Regions from separate parts of the Homo sapiens genome. Here region 1 is linked to region 2. The links are chromatin loops, found by intact Hi-C in ENCODE. Cell type or tissue: chondrocyte. All regions are shown on one strand. Links, peaks and the distances in the headings refer to the core of each region. The heading gives the core; the rest is flanking DNA.

What was found. Peaks named below come from ENCODE experiments on the same cell type or tissue, not always from the same donor. Only the 100,000 strongest peaks of a DNase experiment are listed, where the experiment ranks them.
Region 1: it touches region 2 in a loop (2.9-fold over the local background); 13 of 110 quality-filtered maps call a loop at or near these places.

The regions. Positions count from the first base shown.
Region 1 is chr6:20,867,371-20,880,569 of GRCh38, reverse strand. All of the region lies in intron 9 of CDKAL1 (CDKAL1 threonylcarbamoyladenosine tRNA methylthiotransferase), which reads right to left. Among named protein-coding and RNA genes, the nearest start is that of CDKAL1, 340 kb to the right of the region's middle. RefSeq lists enhancers at 2,717-2,946, 2,290-3,489, 10,272-13,199, 13,180-13,199. In chondrocyte, for the core only: CTCF peaks have their summits at 4,800, 5,008 (motif pointing left) and 6,554; no DNase peak of the experiment used is centred there.
Region 2 is chr6:20,557,788-20,570,986 of GRCh38, reverse strand. The region is part of intron 4 of CDKAL1 (CDKAL1 threonylcarbamoyladenosine tRNA methylthiotransferase); the gene reads right to left. Among named protein-coding and RNA genes, the nearest start is that of CDKAL1, 30 kb to the right of the region's middle. In chondrocyte, for the core only: CTCF peaks have their summits at 6,397 and 6,598 (motif pointing left); no DNase peak of the experiment used is centred there.

The DNA of each region.
Region 1 (13,199 bases), core at 1,872-9,871, 310 kb before region 2:
AGAATGTAGTTTCTTGGCCAGGCGCGGTGGCTCACGCCTGTAATCTCAGCACTTTGGGAGGCCGAGGTGGGCGGATCATGAGGTCAGAAGATCAAGACACTCCTGGCCAACATGGTGAAACCCTGTCCCTACTAAAAAATACAAAAATTAGCTGGGCATGGTGGTGCGTGCCTGTAGTCCCAGCTACTCAGGAAGCTGAGGCTGGGGAATAGCTTGAACCCAGGAGGTGGAGGTTTCAGTGAGCCAAGATTGTGCCACTGCACTCCAGCCTGGAAACAGAGAGAGATTCCATCTCGAAAAAAAGCAAAAAAAAATGTAGTTTCTTTGATGGAATAAAAAAAGTAATACCAGCTATGTAGAGCTTACTTACGATTATCTCGCATTCCCACTCTAAGCATTCCGAAGCCTGTAGCTAATTTCTTTCTATTGATGCATGAGGAAATTACTTATATAATTCTAAAGAGTAAAATATGTCCCTCACTGCTTCTCTAGGTGTGATATGGAAGACACAGAATTTGTTCATAAAAAGTTTTTAAATCACTCAATTATTAAAGCCCCAACCTCTAAGAGAATTAAAACTACTATCTTGATAAATAAAACACAGTCTTCTCACAGGAAGACAAGGGCAAGAAAATGACAGACAAAATTCATACCATAGTTTAAAAATGGACAGTCAGAGTGAACCTTTAATTGACTGCAAGAAAAGGCTCTGCTTTCAAAACTTGGTAAGCTTCCTGTTTGGGAGATTGGATTCCCTCACTCAGCATCACTCCGAGGTGTGGGCAGCAAACAGCAGGGGTCACCACACAGAATAGGAACCAGAAGTGTGGGAATCAGGGATAATTTTTAGAACCAAAGAGGTCAGAAAAGTCAGAGGAGAGCACAAGTGAGAAATGCAGGAAATCCAGCAAGGACAGGAAAGAAATTGCCAATATCAAGTGACAAAGGAGAACAAGGTTTAAATTCCAGACTAGCAGGCAGAGACAACAGTCAGCCTGACCCCAGGATACAACACATATTTGCTTCCTGAATGAATCTTTGAATCTCTAGTTCTTCATCTATAAAAGTGGAAATAATGATAATCCAAAAAGGTTGTATTGAAAAGTTAAACAACATAAAAACTGTTGAAGTGACTATTACATAACAGGCGGGAGATATTATATATTGAGAGTGGTTTTTTAACCATCTGAGAGCAGTGCTGAAACCAGCAGGTGTACTCTACTCCTCCTGACCAGGGAAGACCAAGACTTCAAAACTAACTAGAGACTCTTACTGCCTCTTCCTCACTCTACCAAAGTGGCTTTGCCCCTTTGGGGCAGCCTGACTTTGTCACTGGTACTAGAGGTTTTGTGGGTTCTCTACAGAAATGCAAAGAGTCCACCTGTACATCAGTCCTAGGGACTAGGCAGGTATTTCTATATCCTTTTGGTACAATCACCAATGGGGAATACTTCTTTTATTTATTTATTATTTTTTTCTTTTTTTTTTAATGAGATAGAATCTTGCTCTGTCACCCAGGCTGGAGTGCAATGGTGCGATCTCGGCTCACTGCAACCTCTGCCTCTCAGGTTCAAGTGATTCTCCTGCCTCAGCCTCCCGAGTAGCTGGGATTACAGGCGCCCGCCACCATGCCTGACTAATTTTTGTATTTTTAGTATAGAGAGGGTTTCACCATGTTGGCCAGGCTGGTCTTGAACCCCTGACCTCAGGTGATCCGCCCACGTTGGCCTCGCAAAGTGCTGGGATTACAGGCGTGAGCCACCATGCCCTGCCGAAGGGGGATATTTCTTTAAAATCTGATAGAGTTGCTATGGTTAGCTATTTATTTATTTATGAGACAGAGTCTTGCTCTGTCACCCAGGCTGGAGTGCAGTGGCATGATCTCAGCTCACTGCAACCTCCGCCCACTCCCCGAGTTCAAGCGCCTCAGCCTCCTGAATAGCTGGGATTACAGGCATGCATCACCACACCCGGCTAATTTTTTATGTTTTTGGTAGACACGGGGTTTCACCATGTTGGCCAGGCTGGTCTTGAACTCCTGATCTCAAGTGATCCGCCGGCCTCCGCCCCTCAAAGTGCTGGGATTACAGGCGTGAGCCACTGCACCTGGCCGCTAAGGTTGGCTTTAAAGATTTACTGATTTACTTAACACTTGAAGGAGTTCAGGACAATAATACCGCATGTAGGAAAAAAGGCAGGGTAGGTTCTGTGACAGGTAAGCAAAGCCTATGGGCGAGGGGAGAGAGGAGCTTATTAGGTACGAACAGATAAGAAATTCGATCTTGTTGTTCCCAGTTACTATCTAAAGCCTGGGTCTCCACTCCATTCCACCAGCAAAATTTTACTGAGAATCTGTATGTATGAGACACTTAATGGTATACAGATAAAATCATCTTACAGTCTAGTAGGGGCGACAAGACATAACACAAATAAGTATAATACAAAGTGCAAAACAGTAAAATACCATTAAATACCACAGTATTGCCAAGAAGGAAGAAATTCCTCCTGGTAGGAGAAATTAGAGCAAGTTTCAAAACTAATGTGGTAATTTTGAGCTCATCCTGAACGAAAGAAATAGGGTCAGCAAAGACCCATCATCTTTGTAGGAAAGCTTGAGACACATACGGAAAAGTATAAGTAAGTGCATTTGACAGGAGCAGCAGGAAGTGGGGTGGTTAGGGCTAAGGCTAGAAATAGAGACCACAGATGGCCAAAATTCCCAGCCTAAGGGGCTAGGATTATAACCATACAAAGCCAACTACAGACATTTTAAGCAGTCAAGGGCCAAGTCAAAACAGGATAAGAGGTTCTGCTTCTAGGAGAAGGAGGACATAATTCAGAGCTACCCTAATGCACAAGTTTAAAACAAGGACTAAGTCATGAGTCATGTGTGCATGAGTAAGAGTAAGAAATGAACACAGAACTAATTTCGGGTCACAAACAAGTTTTCTGAGTTCATACTGAACTACAGCTGAGGAAGCAGAGTCAAGGGCCAGCTGCGGTAATACACAGTGAGTCACTAGTAAATCAGTGACACAGGTCTCAGCCCCAGGGCAGTGACCTCAGACTGGCCCGCATAATGGTCAGATAGGTATACCTTGGTCCTAGTCAGCCTGTGAGGACACCTGAAGTTTCTGTGAAAACAGGAACAGGACAGCAAGTTTGGACAAAGTGAGGATCTGAAAACTCCAAGGATACTTTCAAGATATTAGGCTAAAAATCCCTAAATCTCATCAGATATTAGATGGCAAAGACTTGTAGATGACGTTCACAAATCTGTCCAGGTCAGAATCACCATGCTTATTTAACAGTTGAGGTGTTTTCATATCCCTCAGTCGTAATTGCTATTATGAACATATTTTTTGTAAAGTGCTCCACATTTTACAACACTGCCTGCAGGAATGCTTCCCTAACCACAAAAGTCTTTCCCATCACAATGTAAATGCTTATTGATTCCACCGTATTCACAGCAGTCTACAGCATCCTCCATTTAGAATATAAGCTTCAGAAGGCCAGAATTGGAACCATCATCACCAGACCTTCCAATACACAGCACATACTATGTGTTAAATAAAAGTGTTGATTGAACAAGTGTATTGACTTTTTAGCTGGTTCTAGTTAGCATTTAAATTTATAATATGTAGAAGACTAATTTGTAATAAAAAGACTGACAATAAAAAGTAAGAGAGGAGATAGGTAGCTCTGTGTGTACGTGTGTGTGTGTATATCATAAAGGAATTAGCCAACCTTTTAACTAGTTGTTTTTCATTAATTAAAGGCACTAAAGCAAATACTCAAAAGAAAACTATCCTCACCAATGTGAGGAAAGAAAACAAAATGTTTAATGATTACACACTGAATTCTACGCCTGCCTGTTACAAGTGGCTAAGAAGCAACAGAATTTGCATTCATATCTAGGTCTGCCTGACTTCAAAATTCATATTCTTTCCAAGAAATCCCTGTCTCCTGCATGCTCAAAATAAAAGTTTTAGGAATAAAAAAGTACACAAAGAAAAAATATTAACGAATTTAATCCTTAGAATGAAGCATTAATCCCATCAATGCACAAATGCTGTCATTTTGCCTAAAATATGTCCACTACATAAGAGACAATTGCCAAAGAAGGTTTTGGGGATTTTTTCCTCCAAGGCTGACTCCACACTCAACAGTAGTGGCACCCTGAATGTCCTGTCATGTTAGCAGCAAGCAGTAGTAATCTATCCTCCGCATTTGTACTGACGGCATCTTTAGAGAAAGTACACCCTTACATCCTGCCCCAAGTGAAAGAATCTGCTGCTTAAAGTTGCAGTGACTTTTCTAATCCCCAGTCCAGCTCTGCCAGTTTTAAACTACAGGTTCTTATATTTATCAGCAGAAACCCACCAGGGTGCTCAGATCCTGAGTCAGCTTCAAAAACCCCAGCAGCAGCTGGTAAAAATGGAATGCTAATTCATTACAGATGGTAAAACACTGCCTACATTTTAATTTATTTACATTTTCAGAAATTTTGAATCTGCAGTTAGATTGCCAAATTATTTTAACATGTAAGTTTAGCCTTTTTCAATTCGGTCTGTGCTTAATAAAAATTAATGTTTATCTGTTAAAAATTCTTTCAACAAGCCCAATTAGTCCTATGTTCCCACAGTTTATATTTTTAAAGCTATTTAAGCTAGTAAGCCTTTTTTTCAATTTCTTATTATACAAATCACACACAGAGTCAGGACAAAACTGGGTCTAAATCATACCAAAATGTTTCAAATAGATCTATTATATATGAGGATAATTTTCAGTAGCTTTGTATTTTCCACAATTGCCATGTTTAGTAATGTGAAACTAATAAATTAATAAATTGTAAGATTATTAAATAGCTTTACAGACCCTATTTTTTTTCATTAGTGAAGGTAATAGAGACAGAGAACACATTATTACTTAATTTTTAAAAGCCAAGGGAACAGAGAAAGGATATACCCAAATTAAATGCTTACAGCGCTGCTGCCCTCTCCTGGAATCAATCTTCCAACCCCCCTCCCCACATCTCAGAGACAATGGTGAACATGAAATATTATAACTGTACATACTGAAACATTTTATAAGAGTGGGAAGCACTATTTTTTTTCTTTTATCAATTCAAAGGTCTACAAAGATACAGAATGATCAAGTCATATGTAACCATCTCTTCAAATGCTCAGTGCTTACTTGGAAGCATGTCTTGCCACCTACTTATCAAAAGGGCTAGACTTTTTTTTTTTTTTTTTTTTTTTTTTGAGACGGAGTCTCGCTCTGTCGCCCAGGCCGGACTGCGGACTGCAGTGGCGCAATCTCGGCTCACTGCAAGCTCCGCTTCCCGGGTTCACGCCATTCTCCTGCCTCAGCCTCCCGAGTAGCTGGGACTACAGGCGCCTGCCACCGCGCCCGGCTAATTTTTTGTATTTTTAGTAGAGACGGGGTTTCACCTTGTTAGACAGGATGGTCTCGATCTCCTGACCTCATGATCCACCCGCCTCGGCCTCCCAAAGTGCTGGGATTACAGGCGTGAGCCACCGCGCCGGCCTGCTAGACATTATTTATTCTGAAACTCTTTAACCCTCCTCCCATCAGTTCAAAATATCTCAAGTTTTTTGACACAACCTCTCTTTGCTCCTTCTTGTATCAGAGTAGGAATGTCCCTAATCTTTTGTTTGTCTAACATTACCTTCCTTTCCCATCTCTTCTGAAGTCGCCCTCTCATCTATTAAGATGCCTCTTTTCAGGAATATTAAAATATTGTGGCCTGGCACGGTGGCTCATGTCTGTAATCCCAGCACTTTGGGAGGCCAAGGTAGGCGGATCACTTGATGCCCGGAGTTCGAGACCAGCCTGACCAACATGGTGAAACCCCATCTCCACTAAAAATACAGAAAATCAGCTGGGTGTGGTGGCTTATGCCTGTAATCCCAGCTCCGCAAGAGAATCGCTTGAACCTGGAGGCGGAGGTTGCAGTGAGCCAAGATCACACCACTGCACTCCAGCCTCGGTTACAGAGTGAGACTCCATCTCAAAAAAAGTTTAAAAATAAACAAACAAACAAACAAATAAATAAAATAAAAATACAAAAAAAAATTAGCCAGGCGTGGTGGCGGGCACCTGTAATCACACCTACTTGGAAGGCTGAGGCAGGAGAATCGCCTGAACCCAGGAGGCGGAAGTTGCAATGGGCTGAGATCACACCACTCTATCATCCAGCCTGGACGACAGGGCGAGACTCCATCTCAAAAAAAAAACAAACAAACAAACAAAAAAACTTGCTATTTCCTTGTTCCTTTTCATCTAGAAACATGGATAAATAGCCCCCAATGTAAAAATGCCATTTCCTCCATACAATTTCATCATCTACCATACCATTTCCATTGTTTCCATGGTTGAGGGCACCAAAGAGTAGCTTTTATGGGGCTTTAGCCATCTCCCCCTAACTCTACCTCTAACCCCAATTATTTACTTCTATATCCCAGGCCCAACGTCCTTCAAGCCAGTACAAACAAACATAATTCTAAGTAAAATCAGGCTGCTTGTTTTAAACCCACAGCTCCCCCATCTGGGACTGCCACCCTTAAGCACCTTCCACACAGAATTCCGGACCTGCCCTACTACTCCTTAACCTCCAAATGTTAGCTACTTCGATTCTTTCACCTCCCCTTAGCAACTCGATGCACTGCAATCCAATTTTTTTGCAATCACTCACTAGGACCTCTTGGAAGTTAAGAGAAACCTGGTCTCTTAGATTTCTTAAGGCTCAAAGAATATTAAAAATTAAGCAAGGTTACAAAAATTGTAACATGAAACAAAGCACTGCCTTTTAAAACACCCACGGAAATAAATACAATGTGTGGGGGCCTTGGTGGATGTGAGGGTGGGACAATGGCCCTCCTGCAAGTATCTCTAATGGCCCCTATTCTAAATACTGATTATCAGCACTTATTGGGAACAACAGAGTGATCAAGATCATGGGCCACAGAACTACCGCTTCCTGGCTATGTAAATTTGAGGAAATTGTTTAACTTCTTTGTGATTCTGTGTCTCATTTGTAAAATAGGAAAATTACATACATACTCAGTAAGGTTCTTATGTGATCGTGATTATAAATATAATCACAATGTCTGGCATGTAAGAAGTCCTCAATATATATCAGCTACCATAATCATTATTTATTATCTGCATCACCTGAGAGTTTATAAATGCATACTTCCAGGTCCTGCCCTAGTCTTAGAGACCTATGACAAAGAGTTCCCAAATCTACATTTTTGATAAGCTTCCTAGGTAATTCTTATCACACTAAAGACTGAGAACAACTAATCTATTGAAATGCTCTCTTAAGTTCCTAACTGCCACATCAATGATCTCTTAAACATCGTCTTATTCATCATCTCTTGCCCCTCATGTCCCCTCTTCAGCTTTTACTCCAATTTTTGACTCTCAAAATTTCATTTGAACTTGAATTTTTAAACGGAGCCACAGATAAGAATTTGGAACGGGCAGCTGTATTTGTCTACAAATAAAGACAACACTACACTGAGCTCAAGATTAAAATTACCCTTCCCTATAAGACATGCTGCTCCTTTTTTGATCTCTAGTTCCATTACCGACACAACCCTTTTCAACCACTCAGGCTACAATCCTTGGTCATTTGTGACTGCGTTCTTTTCCAAATTCTCGAGTTTTTCAAAATCTGTATTCTAAAATATCCTTTGGTTCTAACCCATCCTTTCCAATAACCACTGCCAAAGTTTAAGACTCCCACCTGGAACATTTTAACAGTCCTTAATAATCTTTCGTCTCCAATGTCTTCCCTTTTCACACCATCCTTTATATTACAACTGAATTATCTTCCTACCATGTAGATTTGTTAATATGTTCTCTTTGATTAAAAGGAAAACGAATAGGACACAAGGCTTCAATAATTTCACCCCTCCAGAATTGTATCCACCCAGCTATTCAGACTGCAGAGTGTTCTCTGACTGAAATATGCATGCCCATTTCTTTCAGCATTTGCTCATATTATTTCTCCAGACTAGAATGGGAATGTCTTTTTCCATATAACTCTATCATCTTCTAAACCCAATGTGTTCTTTGAAACCCAACTTAAGGTCACCTCCTCTATAATCCTGTACCATCTTGAAAGCCCAAATTAATCTTTCTCTACACACTGATGACCCTTGCTAGGATGTTGTTTACTTAGTTCTGAGTATAATTTTGATAATCAAAGCTATAAGAATAAATTAACCTTTAAAAGAGATAATCAGGAAATAGAAAAATAAACTTTTTAGGGATAATTAGGAAAAGTAGGCTTATTCAGAGTAATAATGAATTATTTTCACACACGTTTTCATTTATTCATATTGCTGTTCTAAAATATACATTTTTAAATTAAAATATGTTCAATAATACAAGTTGTTGGTTATGTTTTTAAACATGATATTTTTTGTGTGGCTACTCCCTTCTATATTAAAGATATCTAGAACTATGCAGCTACAATCTCTAAGGAACTTGCTTGAGTCTTTTCTGTTGCTCTATGTTGGGGCAAAATAACTTCAAGATTTTAGTTTGGCCATCTACTCAAGATTGGGCCAAATTAGTTGCAAATTCCAAGCCTATTGTGTTCTTAAGCATTCCTTGTTCACAGGTAAGGAGACATATATATTGTTTGTAAACTAATTGAAGGTTATAGAGCTATGACACCTAGATTCAACAGGGAATGATGTTAATTTCATGGAAAGTTTGGATTCTAGTTCAGACAAAATAGTACATGCATTTAAAATCATCATCAAATAAGAAGGAACTACTTAGCACCAATTTCTAAGACATGGTTAATCTTCTAGAAGGGGGCTGAGAGAGGTAACCTTGAAGGATCTATCAACTAGAGGTCTTGGTCAAGGGCCAAGACAGCACAAACCTTCTGGCCTAATCATTTTTGGATTATTTTCTTGGTGTTGCTAAGCGCTTTTATTAATTTTTGTCGTTGTTGTTGTTTATATCTTCATTAAGAAAGCTATTTGAGACTGAACAGACTAAGAGAGTGGGAAGAGACCGAACTTGGGTGCAAAAAATAAAAATAAAAAATCATAACTTCGTTTTCATTTATTTCTTGCCAAAATTTACCAATTCTACAACTGTGAATGTAGGCAACAAGTTATAGCTATTTGTAGTGGCTGTGATTTCACCCATGAGAAATTATAAAAATTTGCATATCATATTACAATTATTTCAGGTATCTTGAAATATACAATACTTTGAAATTATGGTAATTATTAGACACACAGCTGCATCTTATTCAGCTTATTGATAAAGAAGCACATATATCACGAAAATGTTCATGTACTGATAACGCTATTTCAATATAACTTGCTTTCTTTTAATCCTATGAATTTTATTTTACACATTTAAAAATATCATCATGAGAAGGGATCCACAGGTACTTCTCCTAATTGGTTAATGCCACTCAATCAGTTAGCATTACTTGTGTGCAATAAGTACCTTGGAATTGTGTGGGTATGAGGCCACCCTTGCCCTTGAGGAATGCGCAGTATTAGTAAATATAACAACTTACTCTTGGATTTTTCCTGGGTAATGATTTCTTTGAAGATAATTTAAATATGAGTTTATGGGTTCTTGATCATTTTTATGCTATGGATCTTTTGTTGGTAAATGTGCACCATAACAGTCCTGACCATCTACTGAGTGCTCATGCTCAATCATTATGATGATTTCTCACAATTTATGCAAGGCAAAGAATTATTATTTACATGTTGAAACAATTGACACTTTCAATTTCAATTGACAATTTCAAAGGTTAAATTATTTGCCCAAAGTCATATACCTGGCTAGTGGCCAAGCCAGGATTCAACAGTGTAATCTCACTACCCAGGCTCTTCCTATACTCACAGCCTGTAAAGAAACAGATGACAGAGCAAATGTCTACTGAATGTATGAGGGGAAAAAAATGCTGATATTTTAATGCTTTGAAAACAAACAAGTAAACGTCAGGAAAGAAGGAAAGTACTGCTGGTATGCTTTCTATCATCACAGTGTATATTAAGTAATAATCAAGTAAATTCCCAAGATGTAACTTAAAAGGAGTTTTCAACCAACTCTTGTTGCTGCCCTAATGAGTTTCTAGAAATATAATAGGAGAAAAATAAGATACATTTTGTTAACCTCTTATAGTAGGGTTATTCAAAGTAAATGGGGAAAAAAGTTAGTTGGGCATTTTAAAGTACTAAAGTAGCTTATAAATCTATCCTCTCATGAAGCCTGCAGTATCTGGACAATAGGTTGGAAATGAGTGATGGGAAATTCAGATGGCAGCAGCGTCACTGACAGAACAGCTCTCCACATCTTTGTGGCACTACACTGACAAACACTGACCTCAAGGGCATCACAGGGAGCATTCATGTAGTGTTTGGAAGAAGCGAATAGGTTTTTCTCTCGTTTTCCATTTTTGGAACATTCATGGAAATAAAATGACAAAATGCACGGGGATTCTCTAAGTGGAACATTTTAATGGGGACATTTCTATTATTTATAGAAAGGTGTTCAAGCACTCAGACCATATAAATGTTATATTTGTACTTATTAAAGAAATCGTGAAATCACTAATGTCAGTTACCTACAATCACAGATGCTAGATCGTCTTATTTTGATACACTGCACCCCGTTATAAATTATACAGCATTAAAAAATCAGCCATCAGATGCTACTTCATTGTGACTATTTGTGTTATATGAATATATACTATGGATCTTTAAAAATGTTTCATGATATTAATATTCATATTGATAAGGAAATCAACCATATATGACCTACTAATATTATGCTAGAAATCTTATTTTTAATGTTATGTGAAAGCATTCGTATAAAATTAATTTGGCAAGTTTTAAGAATTTTACTTCCTTACACAATATATAACCTCAAATACTATTTTTTTGTTTTTAGCCATTTTACCCATTCTTAACTGTGCATTCAGTGGAGTTTAGTATGTTTATACTGCTGGGCAACCATCACTGTACTTTCTTATTCTGAAGCTTCACTAATAAACAAGTTTTTGTTATATTTGAGACAAAAACTACATCGGCCTGTAGAAATAAAACACACACGTTAAAAAATGACCAAGGAAAATGCAATGTGGTTTACTATTTACTCTTTAAATTATACTTTTATTTATAAATTATTCTGAAGAACAAAGTTCATTTGGCTAATTTAAATCAAACAAATACTCTATTTTAATTTAAATAACTACAAGAGTGGTAAATGGTTTAGAATCAGATGGTCATGTGAATGTTACTAGGGACAGTTAGCTTTACTTAAAAAGAAAATCAATTAGATGATTTGTTTTAATATATCTCACATGGCCGAGATTGTGAATTACATCATATCAATACCACTGTTGAGAGCAACTCCCAACTAAAATGAGATGAGATACTGAACAGATGAAGTGCTGTTCAAAGTCAATGTAGCCCAGACTTAGGGGACAGAAGAATTAATGAGAAAATGAGAATCTACCAGATGGTGCTGCAGTATTCCTCGCTGCACATCCGCCACCTCAAGCAGCTTCTATACATGCAAAGCCCCAGGGCCCCACCTGGTAGCAGCATAATTACCCTAAATGTGCACTTATGTTTCATTACACCTTGGCCATTACTATGTGCACTGATTACAAGTATCAATCCCTTTCATTTTCATACACCTCTGCAGTTCCATAGCATTCAACTGTGAAAACTCAGCACTCTAGTCACTTCTAACACACGGCCCATGCTGATAAAACCGCAGAGGGTAAATTATTTGTCACTCTGCAGGGTGCCAATTCAGTTTGATAAGGATGACATCATGCCCATTTTACCAATAACAATGGCACTAACAAGAACGTGTAATCAACAAACCTCGGTCCTCCGCTAGCCCTGGCAGGTGCAACTCTTTTTATGCTAAAAATAAGCCAACATTAGCTTCCAGCTCAAAACTATTTCTTTTATCACAATGCTAAGCAGAAGTTGGCTTCCATAAGGCACTGCAGCTGCTGCTGCCACGGCCGCTTCTGCAGATGCCTGCATTAATTGTATCAAGGACATACTGAAATAAGTGCTTATTCAGCACAATGGCTATTGGGGAGCAGCTGGAAGCACAAGGCAAACTGTCTTGAAGAGAATGTACCAACCTAGTGTGTAAATTACAATGATGAAGTACAAAGAGAGTCTAAGTTTAAGGGTCTATAACTGCAGAACAGCATGAAAATTTAGTGTTATCAATGGAGTCTGGATCAACTAAAAAAGGAGCAGACCCTTTCAGATTTCACCAAAACTACTTTTAGAATGGGGGTGATATTTAGTACCTTTTCTACACGGCAGAAATAGGAAAGTCACCATTAAAAATATCAACAGTGTTGATATTTCCCTTTTTATATGCACAAATTATAATTCTCCTCATGCATGAGTGTATGCCTATGTGTGTCTCTGAACTAATTAAACCGCAATATAAGATTTGTTTATTATACAGAAGTAACACGTAGCTCAAAAGAAAGGACAAATTTGCCTAGCTTTCTTCCTCATTCCCTTAATACCTATTCATGCCCCCTCTATACATCCATATAGATGTACTATATATGGAATACGTACTTTGGCCATTTACCTCCCATTTCCTAACCTCTACATTAGTGAGCAACAATGAATTAATGGTGATTAAAGGCGATTCCAGGTGACAGGTAATTATGAAGCTTTTGATAGTGCTAGTTTGGGTTAGGGATAGGGGAAATTATTCAACAAAGATACTGCTGAAATAAGTGCATCCTTGGAGAGGAATGAAATGTAAAATCAGAGAAACAGGTTAGGACCAGACCATGAAGTCCCATGATTCTGTGTCAGCCTTCACCATGGTCTCTGTGACAACACTTATCCTGTCAGAAGGGGCTAAGAATGACCAAACTCCTCCACTGGTTCTGAAATTGGCCTGAAAACATACTGTGTCTCTAATAATACAACACACCTAATCTGACAGTCGTCTGAAATCTGTTAGATTAGTGATGTCTGGGCTGCAACTATAAAGCAGTTCAGTCATCTAAACTGAACACGATACACTTCAAACATAAATCGTGTTTTTTGAACATTCACAAAATGACTCATGCTGGTGTGAATCACACTTTTTACATGTTAGAAAATGACCAAAAATCAAAATAACCG
Region 2 (13,199 bases), core at 2,250-10,249:
GGAGAATTTTTTAATCTAGTGGGAAGATAGGATAAGGAGACCAAAAGTAGAAAAATAAACTATAGAAGCCCCTATCAATAATCTATAACTTACCACAATAAAGATATTGCACTAAATGAAGAGACTATAAGGGTACATTTTACCCTTTTTTTTGTAATGATCAATACGGCACTTTTGGGGGTTCTCTAACCATCCCTTGATATCTAGGAATTCAGGATTTTCCTTCTACAGTTTCATTCAAAGGCTAGTAAATTTCTTTTAACTTGCAGCAGATAAAATGCATTCTAAAAAGCTGACCCAGTGCACACCTGTAATCCCAGCACTTTGGGAAGCCAAGGCAGTTGAATCACCTGAGGTCAGGAATTTGAGACCAGCCTGGCCAACACAGTGAAACTCTGTCTCTACTAAAAATTCAAAAATTAGCTGGCAGTGGTGGCAGATGCCTGTAGTCCTAGCTACTCGGGAGGCCAAGGCAAGAGAATCGCTTGAACCCAGGAGGCGGGGGTTGCAGTGAGCTGAGATCACGCCACTGCACTCCAGCCTAGGCGACAGAGTGAGACTTCGTCTCAAAAAAATAAATTAATTGGCAGGGCACAGTGGCTCACCCCTGTAATCCCAGCACTTTGGGAGGCCGAGGTGGATGGATCATGGGGTCAAGAGATAGAGACCATACTGGCCAACATGGTGAAACTCCGTCTCTACTAAAAATACAAAAATTAGCTGGGCGTGGTGTCATACGCCTGTAGTCCCAGCTACTCGGGAGGCTGAGGCAGGAGAATCGCTTGAACCCAAGAGGCAGAGGTTGCAGTGAACCGAGATCATGCCACTGCACTCCACCCTGGCGACAGAGACTCCGTCTCAACAACAACAACAAAAATTAATTAATTAAAAATAAAAATAAATAAATAAATAAAAAGCTTTCGCTGTAGTCAAATATTTTTAAGTCCCATCAATGCCTTTCTTACTTTATGATGGACTCTTATTTTCTGAGGTCTCACCAGGTCCCAGACACCCTCCAACACAGCTTCCTCCCAGCTCTCAGATACACGTATTAAAGCCCAGAAGAATCACTCTCTTGAGATGAAAGGTTAAAACTTCTACATGTTACCTACCAGCCATCTTTCTCCCTTTTTAACTTCCAATCCTCAATTTCCTCTTTTCTAAATCATCTCAAAAAGGAGTGACTTAGATATATCTAAGGAAAAAAATTCTACTGATTCTGAAAGACTATATAAAAGTAAATTGAATATAATCAACTGAAATTTCACACAAAGGAAAATGCTGCAGGGGTAGGGAGAGAACTCCAAATTTAGTAGCTAGTTTCATATTCAGGTAAAGGATTTTTCCATACTTCACAACACCTTTAGAATTAAAACAGCATAGCACCTGAATTAAGCATTATGGTGGCTGGCAGTCAATGCTAATTAGTATGACATGCTTAGACTTATCAGGTGGTCCATAGCCTACACCAATAATGAAATCTAACTCACTCGAAATGCTCTTGACCAAAGTAAAAGCATTCCTTTGGCAGGTGGCAGAAGGGATGATGAGTCAGGAAGAAATACTCAACACTGGCCAGATGCCTCAAGGAATCACCAGTAAGAACAGGAAAATTAAAAGAACCAACTGAAGAAACTAACAAAGAACAATGTGCCTATTTTATTCAATTGCTGTAAGCATGAAATTTATACTTACAGTGCCCATGAATCACAAAATCTGTAAAGCACCAATAAGGCCATTAATATAGTGAGGCTCATAAAAGTGTCTCAAAAACTGAACTACTTAAACTAGAAAAATGCTAAATTTAATTATGCCAAGTGGTAACAAATCATTCAACGTTTTACATCTAACAGTAAAAATAAGAGCAACACGAATTAGAAACCACCTCTATGCTCTATATAATAAGTTTTGTTTCTCATGAATGGCATGGATATTGATATAAATTCATTCAACAAACACTGAGGCTTATTATAAGCCAAATATGGTGGTAGGTACTTTGAATACAAGAATAAAGGGCCATCTCTGTACTCAAGATCAGTCTAATGAGACAAATACATAAATAATTGCAATAGAGTCTAACAAGTGCTACAAGAAGAAATAAAGACAATCTGGGTCACAGCAGTGTGTTAAGGAAGAGTCTGATGAGGGGGCAGAGTGGCAGCATAGGGAGGAGTGAAGTTAAAAATGTTCAAGAAGGATTTCACACCTCACATTTCTTTGTTTTTTTGTTTTTTTGTTTTTTTTTTTTTTTTGAGGCGGAGTCTCGCTCTGTCGCCCAGGCTGGAGTGCAGTGGCGCGATCTCGGCTCACTGCAAGCTCCGCCTCCCAGGTTCACGCCATTCTCCTGCCTCAGCCTTCCAAGCAGCTGGGACTACAGGCGCCCGCCACCACGCCCGGCTAATTTTTTTTGTATTGTTAGTAGAGACGGGGTTTTACCGTGTTAGCCAGGATGGTCTCAATCTCCTGACCTCTGATCCGCCCGCCTCGGCCTCCCAAAGTGCTGGGATTACAGGCGTGAGCCACCGTGCCAGGCCCACATTTCTTAATATAGTACTTTATTTACCTTACAAAGTAAGACAATGCATGTGAAAGAAGATGACCTGTCCCCCACACTTTTGGAACAGTCAAATGCGTTATTTCATAGACGAGAATTTAAAAGCTAAGAATAGGCCAGGCACAGTGGCTTACGCCTGGAATCCCAACACTTTAGGAGGCTGAAGTGGGAGGATCCCTTGAGGCCAGGAGTTGGAGGAGAGCCTGGGCAAAATGGCAAGACTCCGTCTCTACAAAAAATTTAAAAATTAGCTGGGTGCTGGGCACGGTGGCTCACGCCTGTAATCCCAGCGCTTTGGGAGGCAGAGGCAGGCGGATCACGAGGTCAGGAGACGGAGACCATCCTGGCCACCACGGTGAAACCCCCGTCTCTACTAAAAGTACAAAAAAATTAGCCGGGCGTGGTGGCAGGCGCCTGTGGTCCCAGCTACTTAGGAGGCTGAGGTGAGAGAATGGCGTGAACCCGGGAGGAGGAGCTTGCAGTGAGCCGAGATCGCGCCACTGCACTCCAGCCTGGGCGACAGAGGGAGACTCCGTCTCAAAAAAAAAAAAATTTGCTGGGCATGGTGGTGCACACCTGTAGTCCCAGCTACTCAGGAGGCTGAGGCAGGAGGATCTCTTGAGCCTGGGAATTCAAAGTAGCAGTGAGCTATGATCATGCCACTGCACTCCAGCCTGGGCCACAAAGTAAAACCTCGTCTCTAAATTAAAATAATTAATTAATTAATTAATTAAAAAGCTGAGACTAGATAAATAAGTTCACCAACAATCAAAGTGATCTTTGGAGCAAGACCCCAAATCTTCCAACTCCTAATTCCATATTCCTTCTATGAAGACATCACCCCATTCTGTCTGACTGGCTACCAAAAGAGGCTATCCATTATATATCCTATTTTGGCTCATTTCCTAACTCACGCTCTCCATCAGAAAAAGATGTGCAAGAGAGAAACACGTTTAAATAGATTGAAATGGACTAAATGTGTGCTTAAATCAAATTTCATTAAGTTGCCAGTTAATTTCAGGGACTCAAAACATTTACATGTAATAGTGAATTTTCCTTATTAATGCTTAATACCATAATAGCTAGTATTTATCAACCATTTATTAATCATAACAACTACTCCATAAACCATTTTAGAGAGAAGTAATCACAGGCACAGAGACGTTTGTGAAATACAGGCTGGTGCAAAAGTAATCGTGGTCTTTGCCATTACTTTCAATGGCAAAGACCACGATTACTTTTGCACCAACATATTCTTAATTATGCCACGTATACCAATTTGAAAGTTACCAAGTTTTTCGGATATTTGAGTCAGTCAATGTCTTTCAGATCCAGATGAGACCCAAAAATGGGGAGGCAACAATTTCAAGACAAAGCGAAAAGAACATTACACTTTCAGATCAAGAGCTAAAAATAAGGAAAAATACCCCTCCTAGTATATTCTCTGTAGAAAGAACACAAATAAGTAATAAGGAGAAGCTTCTGTAGATGAGGAAAGATAATAAAGATGAATTATATTTAAGGTACATAAATTGTTTTCCTTCTATGGAATTTTTATTTTAACAAATTTTTTTAAACAGTTGAGTTCTCCCATCTATTTTAGGCCTTGGTCTCTGCTACCTTAAGGTCATGAATTTATGAACCACATACAGTATTTTCCTACCATGGGAATCTTTAGATGCATAACCCTCAAGGTTTAGGGAACAGAAAAATGGATGCAATAAAGTAAAAACTGCCAGTGATGTCTAGTTTTCATTCTTGTAATATTTTCTCACTGATATTAAACAAAAATCAAGAAAAAAAATCAAAAGATGTTAATAAGCCCTTGCTTAATAAAACCAATGACCCAACTCTCTTTCCTAATTAAAAGCTTACAGTACTTAGAGTGCTTACTATTTTCAATGAATGTTCAGACATAAAGTCCTATTAAAATTATGTATATTTTATAATTTCCTCCATTACTGATACATGCTTAAAGAAATTGATTCTGAGATACATTTTTCTTGTTCTTTTTCAGTTCTTGACACAGACTAGTGAGTGGCACTATGGACTAACAAGCATATTCAACCAACACAGAGGATCGAAATTAAAAAGCTATAACATATTAACATATCTAGGCCACACAGAAGGGTCATGAGGCAAGATCATCAGCATAAATTAGCACATTATTACAAGGCATCTAAAGGAACCAGGCAAAATCTGCATGACAGATCTTTCTTTCATAACGAATATATAATGCTATTTGATTGCATTTCTTTTAATCACAAGTATTATTTGGAGGGAAAATACTCGTAGTCTAATATCACATTTTACTACCTACCCAAAATTGGAATTATGGACAGCCAGGGTATGTATGGGGTTGGAGAGGGAAGCCTGTTAAAACCATTTTTGGGACACTTAACTATCTTTGTCCATTTGTCCAGAAACAAAGGGGTTTAAAAAAAAAATCACTGAGTGCATTTTTGCTTTTTCTAATTTTCCCACAAAAATCTGAAAGCATTAAATCATTTAGGAAAAAAGCCTTTGTTATTTACCAAACCCACAGAATTACACATCTACTAAAAGAGGTGAAATAGCAGTTCAGTTTGTTAATGAAGCCCTGTTTTTTCATCTCTACAGTAAGAATATCCTAAGACTACGGCCTCTAGGGTATTAAAGAGTCACAGTATCTTCTTTTTATTTTTTATGCTACTCATAGCTCACAGAACCACTGTCAAATACTGGAAGAAAATATCTATATGATAGTCTTTAGCTACTGGAACTGTTGCTGAATAATCAAATCCTCCTGTAATTATGCATTTTTAAACAATTCAGACAAATCGCATATGTAGCATATTACTAACATCAACAAACCCTGCTAGAAGAGTGAACATTTAAATATAAGCACATATACTCCCATGAACATAAAAACAAACCTCTAACTGCCAACTGTGCCTTCACTTCCCCCAAGCTATATACATTTAGTAACTGAGACAGTCATTTCAGAGTTAGGAGGATGGGTTTTTAACGGAAAAAAATGTAAACTTTCTTTCCAAGGCATGGTACCCTAAAAAGTGATTTTCAGAGAGAAATAAAAACTGAAACATACAAATTATATTGCCTCAAAATAGTCCCTACTTTTAAGTAAAGGAAACAGTAGAAGCACATCTGAAATTATTATATCTTGGACTTCTAAACTTACCCCCACAACAAAAGTAAAACATTTTATAATAGTAATGGAACTGTCTTGTGCTTTTTCACCCCTGTAAAAATCACTGACAAATGCTGTTCATTTAAAAATATATATATATATAGATAGCTTTGATGGGATAAAAAAATATCCTACTTGTATTCTCTTTCTAGGTCATAAACTACATTGGATGTAATAGGCTGTATAAATGAACAATCAGGAGGTTTCCGTCTAACTGTATGGGAAGTGTATTCACCACATCCTGCTATATAAATAACCCTCACTTCAAGTCAAATTCATATTATCTAATTTTTGCATTTCTCACCCAGAGAAGCTCTTCGCAGGACCTGGACCTAGATTCTCCTCTCATCACACAACTGTGAGTAGGAAATTCAAGCAATGAAAGGTTTTGCTACATTTTCAAAGGTACTTTTAAGATAAAATAACTTTCTAAAATGAATAAACCTGGGCAGTGTGACCTAAAAGCCACATAAATAATTTATTTGTGGCTGTCATGTTTTAATCACTGGACTGTTTTCAGAGGCTTAAAAAATTTAATGGTTTTTGTTATACAAAAGCAACTAGGTTTTCCATGAAACATTAGCTGTCACATTAATACAAGGTTTTATCATTAATTACAATGGATCACACAGGAGTTTATATCTACAAAATGATTGTTAAATATCTGAATTTCCAAACCATTTCAAAATAAAAATGAAACCTGGTCCTAGTAAACTTTACATGAATTAAAGATCCATTTACAAAACAGAAAATTAAATGTAAAAAAATAACCTCAATTTAAAACATTTGTAGATAAAACATTCAACACACTTTTTCATCAAAAAATGCAAATTAAAATATTAAACATAGGTAAACAGTGCCATCTTTTGGTATATTTAGGAACTGAGCTAAATTGTACAAAAACATCTTTAACAGATGAAAGGTGAGTAGAGCAAAGAATTCAAAAACCATCAGTTTATCATTTTATAACATTTAAGCTTTATAAATATATTAGCTTTTTTGGAGATGGGGTCTTGCTATGTTGCACAGGACAGACTCAAATTCCTGGCCTCAGGTAATTCACCTGTCTCAGCCTCCTGAGTAGCTAGCATTACAGGCACAAGTACCAAGCAGGCTATTTTTAAACTTATAAATATTTCCAAAAACATATTACCTCACATTTGTTTTCACTTCAATTTCATGAGATTAATAGAGCATCATTACATTTTAAAGACACTGAGGCTCAGAACATTTTAGTAATTGATCCCAAAATCCCTCAGTTAAAAATGATTGAGCCATCGCTGGCTTAAAATTGCTCGTTTTTACATTCCAACATTAATTCATTAAGCTTAGATAATGAGCCAAGTTATATAATTATTCTGTATTATAAGCAATGAACAAATTTTTATATTAGTTAAGATTCTGTAAAAATCGTTTGATTGCTTTTAGTATTTTTTGTATAATTTGGAAAGGAAAAGATACTTATGTTTATTAAATGAAGAATACACATTGACTACATTCACACAGCTGCTTACACTTCACAAATGCAAAAACTTTTAATCCAATATAGTATTCTTCATATCTCTATGTTAATGAGAAAAAAAAAAAGCCCTCGTTGGCTAGGTGTGGTGGCTCATGCCTGTAATCCCAGTGACTAGGGAATTTGAGATGGGAGGATCAGTTGAGGTCAGGAGTTCAAGACCAGACTGGGCAACACAGTGAGACACCATCTCTATAAAACTAAAAAAAAATTAACAAAAATATTTTTAAAAGCCCTTGTTTATGGCTTGCACATGATTTTACACCACAATATAAAAAGCCGTTACAAATGGAAATGATAAGCTTCAAATACTCTCCCTAAAGCTTCTCTGGCTTAATTTTGATCTTAGATGTGTCCATATACCATTTTCAATGTCTTCCACTTTTGTATTGTTCAGTGATTTTCTGAATAGTTTTATTAAGCCATAACATTTATTCCAGAACACTCTCACAATTCCTTCATTTTTGTAAGCTAGCTAATAATGAACTTCCTCATGGAGAGAAAAAAAATATTCTCAATGATCTATCTTTATCTTTGATTCACTTGTTACTAAGAATTTTACTCAAACTGCAATCATTAGTTCTTTACACAGCAGACTTGAAGATCATGGTTAAAACACAATCATTCCATCTTATATCATATAGCAATTCAATTAAAAAGAACATCAGAAAAAAGACAAGTCAATAAGATCACCAAAAAGGCTACTGAAAACACTGCTGAAGGAGTGAAAGCAGAGAAAGAGTCAATGGGATGAGCCATAAGCACTACATCTTCTGTCAAATGGAACTAGGTGATCAAAAACAATTAGACACTAACTCAGAAATGTAGTTACTTCACCCATTAGGCCTTACCTCTTGTCTACCGTATATTCAAGAAAAAGCACCGTATAGGACATGAGAATTGATAAACTTAGCTGTCTCTAAGTATGATTTGCCGGGAAAGATTGAAATAACATGCTAACAATGAATTTTTTTTTTTTTTTAAGATGGAGTCTCACTCTATTGCCCAGGCTGGAGTGTAGTGGCATGATCTTGGCTCACTGCAGCCTCCACCTTCCAGGTCAAAGCAATTCTTCTGCCTCAGCCTCCCGAGTAGCTGGGATTACAGGCGCCCACCACCATAGCCGATTAATTTTTTTTGTATTTTCAGTAGGGACGAGGTTTCACCATGTTGGTCAGGCTCTTCTGGAACTCCTAACCTCAAGTGATCCGCCCACCTCAGCCTGGGATTACAGGCGTGAGCCACCAGGCCTGACCAACAGTGAATTTTTTGATGGATTTAATTTCATCCCCAGGCTCTCCTTTTTTCATCTTTAGTAGGGCTGGATGCTGTCTACCCTCAAGAGTAAATAGCATTCCAGATCTTCTCCAGAGACTCTAAATTTCCTTTCCTTATTTCTGAGTGGATGGAAATCCCATTTTGAAGGCCCTTATTATTTCTCTCTTCATTATTCCATGGGTAGAAAAGAAAAAAAACAAAGAGAATGCCACTCTCATTCCCACCCTTACAATATGCCTCTTTACCAACCGTTGCAAATAACTCAAGTGAATACAAGTAATACTCCAAGATAATCTCTCTGCGAGGGCACAGGAACACACACAAATAAATGGAAATATATATAACCATACTGTATTAAGTTTGAAGGAACATCAAAATTTCTAATACTGAATCCAATCCCATTAAATTGAAAGCAATTACTGCTTCCAATTGAATAAGAATGGATTAAATTAGATTTCTGATTCAATATAATTTGTAGTGTCCATGACAGGAAAAGTGATAGTATAAGGATCTTATCCAAGACATGTCAAGACTATGCAGACTGGACTTGACAGCCACCCAAATAGAATTTTACTGAAAAACTCAAGGGATTCCCATACACACTGCATTTATCTAACCTTTGGAATATACTTTAATTTTTCTTCTAACTTAAAGATAAAAAGAATAAAATTACTTCTATACATTATATTCAAGAAATATACTTGTTTTTACTTGTTCACTAATGCACACAAAAAAACACCTGAATTACTACTTTGTGCCAGGTATCATATCTAATAATTATTATAATACTAAAATACAAAGTTGACCACTTTACATATACTGATTCATTTAATCTTCAGAAAGGACTACCACTGCCATCTTCATTTAATAAGGATGCTAAGACACAGAGATATTATCAAAGTTATATAGCTAATAAATGGTGGTAGTTGGTTTTACAGTCTGGCTTAATATTAAGAGCTGGCTACAGTCTGTTCTTTTTTTTTTTTTTTTTTTTTTTTTCTTTTTTGAGATGGTCTTGCTCTGTCGCCCAGGCTGGAGTGCAGTGTTGTGATCTCAGCTCACTGCAATCTCCACTTCCTGGGTTCAAGCGATTCTCATGCCTCAGCCTCCTCAGTAGCTGGAATTACAGGCACGCACCACCAAGCCCAGCTAATTTTTTTATTTTTAGTAGAGATGGGGTTTCGCCATGTTGGCCAGGCTGGTCTCGAACTCCTGACCTCAGGTGATCCGCCCCTCTCGGGCTCCCAAAGTGCTGGGATTACAAGCATGAGCCACTGCGCCCGGCTGACAGTCTGTTCTTAATAACTAAGCAACAGTGTCTCTGACATGTCAAAGGTAAAGATGAGAAAGACAGAAAGAACTCACACATCATAAAAAAGAAAATGTAAACCAGTTAAATTATCTTAACACAGGAACTAGCCGAGACGTCACTCTAAGCCAGCAGAAATAAGCTAATGGCAGCAGTGCTAAGCAGAGCTACATTTTATGCAAGGAGTTTGAATCTAAAATGATTAGATTAGGTAAAAATCATGTATAGCCACAACTCTTCCCAAAAAAGTCCTTAATCAATCATAAAAATAATGTATACATGGATTAGCATACGTAACACTTTAAAAGTCCTTAGAAACTCAAATTTGAGAATGACCAAGCTACAATGAAAGAAGAGGTAAAAGCAAAGTCTCTGCAAATCCTGAGATATTCAAATCACTTCCCCCTTAACCATCAAACATATGCTGGTAAAGTAGGAATTGGTGGGAAATTTTTAAATGCAGTAGTTTACTACATTCTGTTTTATTATTAAGCCTCTTTAACCATATTATATGTTAATAGACTTGAAGATTAATAAGCTATACAAGTTGCATACTATGCAAAGGTTAGTTTTTAGTGAGTATGAAAGCAATGTAGTATTAAAGGTAACAAATGTTTGTCCTCAAATTCAAAAACTCCCACCTTCATATGCTCCTATGGACAAAGAGGACAACAACCAGATTCTAGGACAAGCACAGTCAGGGCAACAGAGCAATGAAGGTGTCAAGCAGTAAGCCAGTGACTAAATAATTTTCACATCTGTTCAGCACACATATTGCAGACGGGTATCTGCACAAGATCATACTGCCTCTGAAAGGGTCATACTGCCTCTGAAAGGGTCAATTTGTCCAATTTTTATATAAATACTGCTAAAAAGTTTTTTAAAAAATCAATCAGAAGAAATAAAGTGTAAACTAATTTAATGACGCCTAATAATTGCATTAGAAGAACATTTGTAACATGAAATTCACTTTCATTTATAATAGTGTAACTGCAGTGATCATGTAATGCAATATTGCCATCTCTTGCCCAATAGCTAAAAATACATCATGTCTTTAATCCAAACACATGACAATTTTAAATTGAAGGCCAAAAAGAGCCAACACTACATGTTCAATTGTTAACATCTCAGAAGTTTTTTCTCCCCAAAATTAAAGAAGACAATACTAACAACAGATTTTTAAATGAAGCTTTCATGGTAATTTATCATCTGCCCATTTTCTTAAAAAAGAAAATTAATATTTAAACACACGCTATTTCTAAATAAATTATCCCAAAAATATTTCACAAATCTCTAAGCCTGATGTGAATTATTAAGCAATTAAGCAAATGTCAAGTTTCTGAAAATCTGGGTATATGTTTATCTGACTCATGAAAATTCTAAAATATTATAAACATAAAATATTTTAAGTTCAATACCATAATGCCGGTAATTCTGAAAAGACTAGGCATCTTAACACACTTCAGCACTCCATAGCAGTTTATTCACAAAAATTAATACAATTACACTTGAATTTTGAAGTATTATTTCTCACATGCTACAAGAAGTGCAAACCAGACATTTAGTGACCTGAAAAGGTCAGGCCAAAGGTTGAACAGGATGAAAAATGATCTTTAAGTTCACAAGAAAGACAACAAAAAAAGATTAACTTCTCCCACATCTTTACTAGTGGCAAAATTGAGAACAAGAACTTATAAACATTATCAAAATACTTTAATTGCCATGAGAGTTACTAACTTTTAGTGGGCATTCATTTTGGACATAATACCAGGGTAAGAAAAACTAGGACTTGGAACCAAAACATTTTAGAATTCACAACAGTGAACGAGGTTTTTCCTTAATCCCTTTAGAAGGTGAAGATTCTAATCAACCATACATGTTAACTCTCAAACATAAGAAAAATATTGCTTAAAAAAATTTTAAGGTTGACACTATTTGATTTGTGTAAATAACATGAATTTAGTACAAAATCAAAATTAATACCACACAGTAGTCTCTTGGTTCAAAAATATTTAGTTTTGTGCTTCATAAAATAACAAAAAAAAAGGAAATTACTGGGCCAAGATGGAAAAACATCAGAAACTAAGTACTTCTGTGCTCCATTTTAAAAAGAAAAAAAATAGAATGTAGAGATCAGAAAAATCATCATGCAACTATTGCATAACACAGTAATGAAGAGTATTAAACATCCTTTTAAAACATATTAAGGGCCAGCCACGGTGGCTCACGCCTGTAATCCCAGCACTTTGGGAGGCCGAGGCAGGTGGATTGGTTGAGCTCAGGAGTTCAAGACCAGCCTGGGCAAACAACATGCCCTAATTCTCTTATGTCGACTTTTCTTCCACTCTTCAATGCAATTTCCACTCTTAAAAATGTATTGTAACGCCTTTAAATTGCTGCTTATCTTCTACAACTTCGAACAACACATCCTTGACCTTGTCACCACTGCCAATCTATTTTCCTCAACAACATGGAAATGTGGTGTGATGAACAAATCTTCTTAACTCAATTCCTTCTTAGATTACAAAGTGATTTTTCCTGGCCCAGGCTAGCCATTCCAGAATTCCAAGTATAGGATTCCCAAATTTCATTCACCTATAACACAAGGTCTGGTCAAAAAGAGTCTGTCTAGTTCATGCACTTACTGTTTCAACCCCAGTTGTTTATCATACAGACCGCACTGCCATGTGCCCAGAAATCTCATTTTACATTTAGATATCTCCAAATTAATTTATCACCCCAAATCCTAACACTGTGAGCTGTTTTATTTTTGTTGTCTGGGCAGATAAAAGGTAGGGAAGCTATCAAACCTGTTTAAGATTTCCATCTCCCCCTCCTAGAAAGCTGAGTCCCTTGGAGAGAGCTGATAGAAAGAATACAGCTCGGTGATCCAATAACCACTGTCATCCCTGCCACAACTGGTACTTCGCTTTTATTTTGTTGGGAGTTACCCCTTAAAAAATGTCTATTTCTACTACCTCTATGCTATCAGATCCTCACACAAAGGCAGCTTTGAATAAAATTCTCTCAACTTTCTACATGAAATAATAGTGGCCAAAATGTGCAGAAAAATATTAGAACTTAATAATCTCAGTTCATGCAAATAACCTAACATAAGCACATTTCCACAGGAAGAAAAGTAAGAGTGAATTACTGGCAAGTTAAGGATGTTTGTTTGTTTGATGTGTTTGTTTGTTTGTTTGTTTAAGACGGAGTCTCACTCACTCTGTCACCCAAGCTGGAGTGCAGTGGTGTGATCACCGCTCACTGGAACCTCCGCCTCCCAGGTTCAAGCAATTCTCATGCCTCAACCTCCTGAGTAGCTGGAATTACAGGCATGCACCACCAC